Regions from separate parts of the Homo sapiens genome. Here region 1 is linked to region 2. A link is a contact called in ENCODE Hi-C data. All regions are on one chromosome and are shown on one strand. The core of a region is the stretch at or near the end of the contact, and the rest is flanking DNA. Distances in the headings are between cores, read along the strand shown.

Region 1 (5,472 bases), core at 18-2,517, 40 kb after region 2:
TTTTCATATGTGCATTATTATAAAGGCCTCTTAAGTGGAAGGGAGTGAGCTAGCATGTTTTAAATTCTTCCTATGTATTAGGCAATGGTGATCAACATATGATATTTTATTTAATGGACAAACAATAGTTACCTATTACTTTATATTCATAATGCTGTTTCATCCCTATAACAAAGATTAAGGTATGTTTTATGTTTTCAATGAAAAAAATAAAAGCACTGAGGCTTGGTAGCCTCATGTGTGATCTTCCTGCTGTGTCCTCCACAAATCATTCTGTACATTGACAGTCCACTTCCTACAACACCAGGGCTCTCACATTACTCTCCTTCTCAAGAGGTCTGTGGCTCAACATCTTCAACCAGTTACATGAAGGCCTACTACCTCTTAACTCTCCATTCTTTTTTCTTGAGACTTTCCAGTGTGGTCAGGCAAGTTTTCATATTGCCCCACGCTCATTTGGCATATTCCATTTCCTCGCTAATTAAATTATGAATTACTCAAAGACAGGAAGACTATCTTTTCCTTTTTGAAATTCACAACAGTGTCAAACACTGTACTCACAAGGATGCTTCATAAATTTGTATGGAGCTGAAGGAAGCTGGATTTTAGGGGAATCAAATGATGGAGCCAAACATCTTTGGAGTGCTGTCCACACTGAATCACTCTTTGTGATGATGAGCAGTGGTGTGGGCCCCAGACCATCACCATGGGCATCACCTGGCAACTGGTTGAACTAAAAAATCTACCCCACACCCCATATCTCTGAATCAGAAACTCGGGGTAGGGACCAGTAATCTGTGGTTTAACAAGCTTTCCAGGTGGTTCTGACCTGAGCTCAAATTTGCAAGCCACTGCCACAGCAGACACAGTTAGCTTAGAACACAGCCCAATCTAATAGTTCTGCCAAAGGGCACCGATTAGCAACTAACTAGAAACGCTTTGACCTGCTGTGACTAAACTAGGAGTTAGTGTTCACTTTCTAGAGTTATGTATAATAAAAGGTCTTCACCAATTCTTATACCATTGTGGAATTACATTGATGCTAACCGGATATTTAAAAAATACATGTTGTTTTTTTTTTTATGTTGAAGTTGGCATTTCCCTGACTTTGAATCTTGTGGGGATTTTAAAAAAAAATGGAAATGATGCATCATTACAGCTGTTTGAAATTTTGAGCAGTTGTTGGTTTTCCCCTTGTCTTGCAAGGAAAACAACAGTGGAACCATCTGTCTGTTCCTCAAATAAAACAAGAGTTTAAAAAGTTACATCATTCCTTTAAGTAATTGCATAAGAGTTCAGAGGGAGCCGTGGTAAGGAGGCCAATGAGGAAGGAAAATGGAGCAACTCGGAATATTTACATGTCTTTAGAGAAAATGAAGCAGGCTTATGGCTGCGCGGTCACAAAATCTCCTCATTCCCTTTTACGTGCTGCAAAAGTCTTAAATGACTGCTTTTCTCTTTTGCTATTCAGGAGTCAGCTTGCTGATTCCCGCTGGGGCCATTCCCCAAGGGAGAGTCTACGAAATGTATGTGACTGTACACAGGAAAGAAACTATGAGGTAAATATGCTTTTTCTGGTGCACTGACTTTACCAATGTCTAACTTGGAGGAGAATTGTACAATAGACACAATAAACCCAACATATTTTTGTCTCAAGTGCCTTGCTTCTGGCATACATTCTTTTTCCCTTGACCTACAAAAGGTCAGGTTTTACTTCTCTTTGTCTTTGAGGCTCCAGACGCTTTTGCAGATCTTGAATATGGGTAGAAGGCTAGAGATCTTTTCCCAAGTGGACACGTTGCCATATTTCCTGGAAAAATGTCCAGAAATGTGATCCCTAGATTGTCCAGAGAGACAAGTGGGTAGACACAGAGACGTCGACTTCATGGCATCTGGCTCAGGAATCCAGCCTGTTCCCATTACAGAGTCAAAGGTCACAAAGGATTGGACAACTCCTCCAATCCCTACCGCTCCCACTCAGCCTAGCCCTTAATTCTGACCCACGATTCTTCCTTTTGTGACTGTCTTCTAGCTTAAGTATTACTAATTTCCTTCTTATGTTTAACACTTATAAATTCCACATTAGGCTGTTCAGAATGGGTCTAGGATTGATTAAAACTAGATTGAATTAAAAGGTTTTGTTTAGAATGTTTCATAATCATAAAGAAGAAGTTATTTTAAGTAAAAATAACAAGAGGCATTGAGAAGTCCTAAATTCAATTTTCAGTTTGGCCTCTAACAAATCGTATTGGGTATTTCTTGATTAGTTTCCATGTAAAATGCGTGTGTTAAATAGTGCTTTAGAAGCCTGATTAATGCTTCTGAAGTACACCAAGATCTTAAAATGAAAGATGTTGTTAAAATGGAGATCCTCATCATGTAATTATCATTGTTTTTCCCAAGGGGAAGAGCATCGGCTCCTCAGCCCTGAGCTCTGAATATAAAGCATGAGTGACAATGCAGAACTAGGTTATCATTATAACACATTATACCTTTTCTTTTCCCAGCTCTCATCCTCAGAAAAACGTCCATTTTTAGCCTTGTTCTTCACTAGCCATAAAGCTTTTGTATTATGCTCTCAGGTGGAGATACTGGCATTTATAATTGGTGTGACCCAGAACATTTTTTTCCTCGGGTGGTGTACTTCCACCTACATAAATACTAGCCTGTCTAAGAAAATAATACAATTCTTGAGCATTATTCATGCCTTAAATTTGAGCAACAGAAAAATCACTAAAAGGCTTGTATTTACCCACATCAAATATTCATTTTTTTCATTCCCAATGCAAAGCAACATTCACAGGCCCTCAAAGCTCCCTTCTTTTGCATCAGGAGAAAAGAAGATCAGCAAACTCCAAGATCTCTTTATTTTATTTTATTTTTCTTTCTCTCTTCCAGAGTCAAGGTTAGCATTAAGTACATCTATCCATCAAGGCCTTTGTCAGCGTGGACATTTTGTTTAAATAGAAATAAGTATTGGCTTGTGCTTTATGGTGAGAAACAGTAAGATGCCTGAGCTCTCCTATTTTCCATCAGATTATCATTATCTGCAGCTGAAGATCAAGCCTTAAGGGGCTGCTGCAGGCACGGGCTGAAGCTGAAAGAGGTGTGCACTCACGTGCCTGCTCTCCCCATACTTTCCTTGGCAGCCGAACCAGGATAATTGTACATTTTAGATGAAAGAAAGAGAAAACAGAAAATTGATAAAGCTAGACACTTTTCTGCTGTTAGGGTTCTCTGCCTTTGACTATAATGAAACGGAAACTATAAATCACTCCTTGCTATGCCTACCATCTGAAGTTAGGTGCAGAGGGAATTACTCTGTTGAATTTGGTGTGCATAAAAGAAGTTCTGTTTATAAAAATGAAGCTAGGAAAACCTCAAGATCTCAAAAGAAAATATGCACTACAGACCATGAACCAAGAAACAAACACAGGAGGATAACAGTTTCAGATAAATGAGAAGTCTTCTCTTCACTAGTTTTCTGTTATGAACCAGATGCATTTTTATTGTAAAACACAATGGCAAGAATGTGCTTTAGGATATAGTCATAAAACAAAGCATCCCTGCCCTTCATCCAGCAAACTCTTAATTTCATTTACTTCTCACTACGTTCTGCAAGCTGTGATGAGCTCCACTTTAAAGATGAAGAAACTGAGGCACAGGGGAATTGGGTTCCAAAGCCAAGGTTTCAGTTAGTACCTTAGCAAGGCAGAATTCAGACTCAGGCTTTTCTGATCACAAAGCACTTTCTGCTTCCTAATGTGCCATCCTCCTCCATTGCACCAATGCACAAACCAAACCTCTGCCTATGTATTACGGTGCATTTTTGGATACACTTTCTATTGCTCACTAAAGATCCTTTCTATCCACACATGATACAAGACAGAACTTCTTTGGAAGAAGACTCTGTGAGGACATCAGGAGCTGTGATGTTACTATGCATTCGTAGGAAAATTCTGAGCATTTTTCTCCATTTTCCTTCTCTCTGATTACTTTTATTGCATCCCAAACTGGGTATGTTTCCAGCTGGATGGTATCCAGCTGGTCATCTGCGGATGTGAATTGTCTGAAGGGAGGCGTGAACTTAATTACATGTGGCATAGTGAATGTGACAAGAGGGGTCTTATCATTGCTGAATATGCTCTAAGCGAAAGTGCAGGCTGGCAGCTGAACAGCCTGAATGAGCCACAGAGATGGGACAAGCGGTCTCTGACCAAAGAGGGTGCAGAGCTGCAAGGCTGTGCTCAGGATTTCTACCTCTCCTGCTTTACAGATCTCTGGAAAGGCGGCGACGCCTTTGTTTTCCTGGTGGATACAATTTCCACAATTAATGCTGCTAACATGGGCCTTTTTGCCTTGTTTCTAGTAGCAGTTTGCACAAATGAACCCGACCTAGACTGAAATTTTGTTCTTTATTGATTCTTGTTGGAAAACAATTGGAATTGAAGATATGAAAGTTGATTTTCCCTTTTCTCTGCATTCTGTACTCACCTAGCAGTTTTATCAAAGGGTGAAGAAATCAATTTAGAAATTGCAAATACAAAGGTAAATAGAACACCCTTTCTGTAAACCGCAGGGAGCCATGGAAAGTTTCTGAGCAGCTGAGTGACGCAGGAATAGCAGCGCTTTTTAAAGATTGATCCGGTGACAGTGCATGGAATGCATCGGTGGAGGGAACAGAAGGACTCGCCCAGAAGGCTTGGTGCCTGGGTGGGCCCTGGCAGTAATGCAGGTGTGAGGAGAGAGGAGGAGGAGGAACCGGGCCGGAGGGTGAGCCAGGTCCCAGTCTGAGAGAATGGAGAGGGTATGGAGAGAATCTATTTCAGAAGAGAAAGTATTTCACAGCTGGCTAGAAGTGTTGCAAAGGAGGGGCAGAACACACAGAATAGATTCAAGAATCAAGCCTGGGGCACTGTGACAATTGTGAGAAAGGTGAGAAGCAGCAGTGGCTCCAGGGGAGAGGACAGATTCCAGTTTGGATGCGTTCAGTGTGAGTGGGGATGTGGATTCCTGCTAGGGACGTGGAAGTGAAGTCACGGCAAGGAAGGAACCTCCAGCCGAGAAAATGCAGAAGCAGAAAGAACTGGGGAAAGAACTTTAAGAAATACTCCTGTGAAGGTTTGGGTGTGATGAGAGAAACTAGATAGAACATGTAAGGATAAGGCAAATGAAGAGTTTGCATCTAGCACAGTACTTAACATATTACTGTGTTAGGAGTAGTGGCTCCTCAATGAATATTTCCTAATGAAAGTACGAAGGTTTGTAAGGGTAGACAGACAAACCGCGGTATAAATAGGATCTCAAAAATCAAAGGTAAAAAGGGCTCCAAGATGGAGCCTCAACACGAGGTGTCATTAAAGTAAAAATGTAAAGAAAGAGGAAGAACAACAAAAAGATTATTAGATTTGTCAACTGTGGGGCATTAGTGGTGTTCAGAACTTTTTTTTTTAATTGGTGGAATCCCCTTAG
Region 2 (4,688 bases), core at 1,782-4,281:
GGCGGGTGGATCATGAGGTCAGGAGATCGAGACCATCCTGGCTAACAAGGTGAAACCCCGTCTCTACTAAAAATACAAAAAATTAGCCGGGCGCAGTGGCGGGCGCCTGTAGTCCCAGCTACTCGGGAGGCTGAGGCAGGAGAATGGCGTGAACCCGGGAAGCGGAGCTTGCAGTGAGCCGAGATTGCGCCACTGCAGTCCGCAGTCCGGCCTGGGCGACAGAGCGAGACTCCGTCTCAAAAAAAAAAAAAAAAAAAAAAAAAAGAATAAGATGGTCGATTACACATAGTGGGACTAATAACACCAAACAACAGCAGAATAGGCAAACAGGTCATTCTAATATTGCCGTGTAACTGTTTTTAGTACCTGTTAATAAAATCCCATGCCTTTATAAACACTTGAGTAAATTAGTTCAAATATGCCCCAAATCATTGAAAGGACTATAGTTACTGAACCACAAGGACAGAAATTGTTTGAACATTATTTTGCATCATTGCAACCATGACAACAAGTCATGGTTTATGGTTGAAGTCTTTTATTGTTTTCTGAACTCCAACCTGTTTTTCTTTCTCTTGGAATATTTTTATGTAACTAAAAATAATTTCTAACTCAGAAAGACTACTTTCTTGTATAAATCAGTTTGTTCAATGGAAGGAGTAGAGAAAAGAGAAGCCTCAGGTTGAAATCAACAAAAAGCATTGAAATGACCAAAATATGAACAGAATTCAGTGGCCAGACCAGAGTACTGACTCCTGGTTAACCAAGATTAGCTTACAAATAAATAGCTTTGCAACAATATAATTAACTACATACTATTCAATGCAATAAATTTCTAACACAACAAAAGATTCTGTATTGTTTCTTGGAATTTTATATACAGTGTATATAAGGAGACTCATTGTGGAATTGTTTCACATGGAAGAATGTTAGTTTAGTAGTGTGTGTTCTGGAAATACTGCATGAAAAGGTTATATGTTTTAAATTGTATGTTATGGCTCTTATATTGATTTGCTGATTCAGACAATCCTTTACATGATAAACAGAATTATTCTCACACACTGTTTTCCTTTCCATTCATCTTCTAAGTTTTATTAACGCTTTATCATTTTTATCTAAGCCACAATGGTAATAAATGTTGTTGCAGCCATGCTGGCCCTGCAAATATCCTTTTTATCAATATCCATGTTCAGTTCTTAATGCTAAGATAAAGCTGATCCAAAAGAAGCAGAAGTCCTCAGGGTTATTTTTAAAAATTATTTCAAAACTTTAAGAGAAAAACTCACTTTGTTCATGGAAATAATGGGAATTTTTAGCAACTTACCTGTTGTCAAAATCATGCTGTGCTAGCTGGATTCCTTGTGAGATCAGCCAAATCTGAATCATTATCCTTTCTACCCTCAATTACTTTCTGCCTCCTGTATCCCTGCTCCGTAAATGGGTCCTTAAGCCAGAAATGGAAGATGAGTGCCCCTTGCACCCCCCTTTCCACATACCGTCAACTCATATGTCCTGTCCTCTGTCCCTTCCAATTATTGTCTGAATCCATTTTTTTTTTCTCCCTGTCTCCTATCCCTATGCCACTTTTTTCTTTTCTTTTCTGTTTTTTGGAGACAGTGTCTTGCTGTGTCACCCAGGCTGGAGTGCAGTGGTGCACTCATAGCTCTCTATATCCTTGACCTCCCAGGCTAAAGCCATCCTCCTGCCTTAGCCTCCCAAGTAGCTGCAAATACAAGCACATGCCCCATGCTCTACTAATTTTTGCATGTTTCTTATAGAGGTGTGGTCTCACTATGTTGTCCAGGCTGGTTGTAAGGACTTCAGCGCTGACACTGAGTAAGAGAAGGAGCCATTAGGAGGGTTTGAGATGAGGTATAGTGTGATGGTTGATAGTGAGTGTCAACTTGATTGGATTGAAAGATACAAAGTATTGATCCTGGGTGTGTCTGTGAGGGTGTTGCCAAAGGAAATTAACATTTGAGTCAGTGGGCTGGGAAAGGCAGACTCACTCTTAATCTGGGTGAGCACCATCTATCTAATCAGCTGCCAGCACAGCCAGGATAAAGCAGGCACAGAAACATAAAAAGTCTAGACTGGCCTAGCCTCCCAGCCTACATCTTTCTCCCTCAGCAGCACATTTAGCAAGCGTCCCATGCTGGACCCTTCCTGACCTCAAACATCAGACTCCAAACTCTTTAGTTTTGGGACTTGGATTGGCTCTCCTTGCTCCTTAGCTTGCAGAAGGCCTATCGTGGGACTTTGTAATCATGTGAGTTAATACTTAATAAACTCATATATATATATATATATATATTTATTTAGTTCTGTCCCTCTAGACAACTCTGACTCATACATATAGTATGCTCTGACTTACAGTTTATGGATCACTCTAACTACAGTCTTGAAAATAGACAGTTGAGTTTTCAGAGGAAAAGCAGAAGATAAGACAAACAGTGTTTGCAATAATTCAGGAAGGAAACGATAGTGACTTGGACCAGGAAGAGGTGGGAGTGAGGGAATGAGAAGTGGTCCAATTCCTAATGTGTGCTGCTCTAACATTGAATGGGCTAAGAAAGAGGAAAAAAGTGGTCAACACTAAGTCAGGCTTTTGTCTAAGTAATTGGAAGGCTACAGTTGGCATTAAGTGAGGTGCATAAGACTGTGAGAGGAGCAGGTTTGGAAAGGCGGTTCAGGAGGTCATTATCAGACAACCAAGTGGAGTTGCATGAAGACAGTTGGATATACGAGTCTGGAGATCAGCGGTGGGGTCTGGGCTGGAGATAAATTTAGGAGTCATCTGTGTGAGACTGGATGAGCTCACCAAGGAAGTGAATATGGATAGAAAATAGAAAGCAGCAGAATTCCAAGGACCGAGCCACAGGGACACAAATGTTAGCCTAAGGAAGCTGTGAGGCATGAAGCAATGTAGGACAAAACCCAGGAAAGTGTGCTGTCCAGAGAAAGCAAGTCAGGAGGAGGAAGGGAGTAACCGGATCACGTGCTGCTGTGAGTCAAGTAAGATGAGCACTAAGACCTCAGCAGCACATTTAGCAAAGAGAAAGGAGCAGCTATGGTGAAGCAGTGGAAGTGAACACAGATTAGAGCGGGCTCAGTGGGGAATTGAAGACAGCAAATGTAAACAACTATTCCAAGGAGTTTTGTAAGGCAGGGCAAGCAGAGAAATATAGGTGGTGGGCGGGGGGTGAGTAGAGGCAGAAACGGGTGAGAAGGGTTTTTGTTCTAAGTTTTGAAAGCTAACAGCACATCTGCAGGCTGGTGGAAATGATTCAGTATCAAGGGAAATTGAATAATTTAGGAGAGAAAGAAGAGAATTGCTGGGACTTGCCCTTGAATAGAAGAGCGAGACTAAGATACGGAGTACAAATCCGAGGTGACAGATAGGAACACAGAGAGCTCCCCCAGTGATAAGAGACAGGGTGCAGATGGGGGTGAGGACACAGATAGTGGGAGAGCCCTGGAAGATGTCTTGTGATTGTCAGTTTTCTCAGTGACATAGAAATCTTGGTCATCAGCTGAAAGTGAGGCTAGAAGGGGAGGTAGTGGAGAGGAGTGTGAAATAGTTATCTAGGAGAAGGAGAAAGTGAACAATGAAAACATAATGTGCTTTCTTGGCAGAAATAAAGGCCCACTTGTGATCTGTTATGAATTTTAAGATGAGCCCACTCTCCATGGCTATTTACACCCATGTTCCACCTCAAGAACACAGAGCGGGGTGCCGGGCATGGTGGCTCACACCTGTAATCCCAGCACTTTGAGAGGCCAAGGCAGGCAGATCACTTGAGGTCAGGAGTTCGAAACTAGCCTGGCCAACATGGTGAAACCCTATTTCTACTAAAAATACAAAAATTAGCCTGGCATGGTGGTGGGCACCTGTAATCCCAGCTACTCATGAGGCTAAGGCACAGGAATCGCTTGAACTCAGGAGGTGGAGGCTGGCTGCAGTGAGCTGAGATTGTACCACTGCACACGGTGAGACTTTGTCTTAAAAAAAAAAAACAAAAAACAACACACAGTGGTGTTGTAGGCAAATAGTGGCCAAGTGAATATCTTGAAGTGACAAAGGGATGAGAGCATTGACAGTATAATGCAAGAATCATATATAAAGCTAGACATTGGAATTTATACTTGAAAGTCTGAGAAACAAATTGGTAAATTCAATAGATTGTAGGTGCTGGTGAAGGATTATTGAATTCAGTATCTTAGAGTGAATAGGAAAGACAGAAAAGGGTAAAGGAAAGGATAATTGGAACTAAGTTTATGGAGGAGTTGTAATTGATGATAAGGACAAGAGCTAAATCATGCTTCTCAAACTTTAGTGTGGATATAACCCCCTGAAGTTCTTACTAGGATGCATATTTTGATTTGGTAATAGGTGGGCAGAGCCTTAGATTCTATATGTCTATCAAGCTCCCAGTGACACTGATGCTATTGATCCAGGGATTGCATTTTTAAGGGCAATGATCTAGACTGGTATTTCTCAACCCTAACAGTAAATTACAACCCTTGGGGAGCTTAAAACACACTGATGCTAGACCAGTGAATTGGAGTTTTTGTGGGTTGGATTTAGCTTCTCTGGGTTGAATTTAGAATTAATATATTACAAATGTTTTCCACATTATTCTATTGTGAAGCGGAGTTGAAAACCTTTGGCCTAGAATGTGTGACCTTAG

The links. A loop is a pair of places that touch in the nucleus more often than their neighbours do.
Region 1: a loop to region 2 is called in a map of K562, with 1.8 times the contacts of the local background. The contact joins two enhancer-like sites. A Hi-C loop is called at or near these places in 2 of 168 maps with a recorded cell type or tissue (K562 and prostate gland).

The regions. Positions count from the first base shown.
Region 1 is chr4:95,212,211-95,217,682 of GRCh38, reverse strand. It overlaps UNC5C (unc-5 netrin receptor C), which reads left to right. Exons shown (of 16, transcript NM_003728.4): 10 at 1,472-1,559. Among named protein-coding and RNA genes, the nearest start is that of UNC5C, 330 kb to the left of the region's middle. Within about 2 kb of position 1,267, at least 2 of the 41 ENCODE cell types and tissues checked have a DNase peak (open chromatin) inside an H3K27ac peak, as active enhancers do.
Region 2 is chr4:95,254,323-95,259,010 of GRCh38, reverse strand. All of the region lies in intron 4 of UNC5C (unc-5 netrin receptor C), which reads left to right. Among named protein-coding and RNA genes, the nearest start is that of UNC5C, 290 kb to the left of the region's middle. RefSeq lists a silencer at 3,299-3,593. Within about 2 kb of position 3,031, at least 3 of the 41 ENCODE cell types and tissues checked have a DNase peak (open chromatin) inside an H3K27ac peak, as active enhancers do.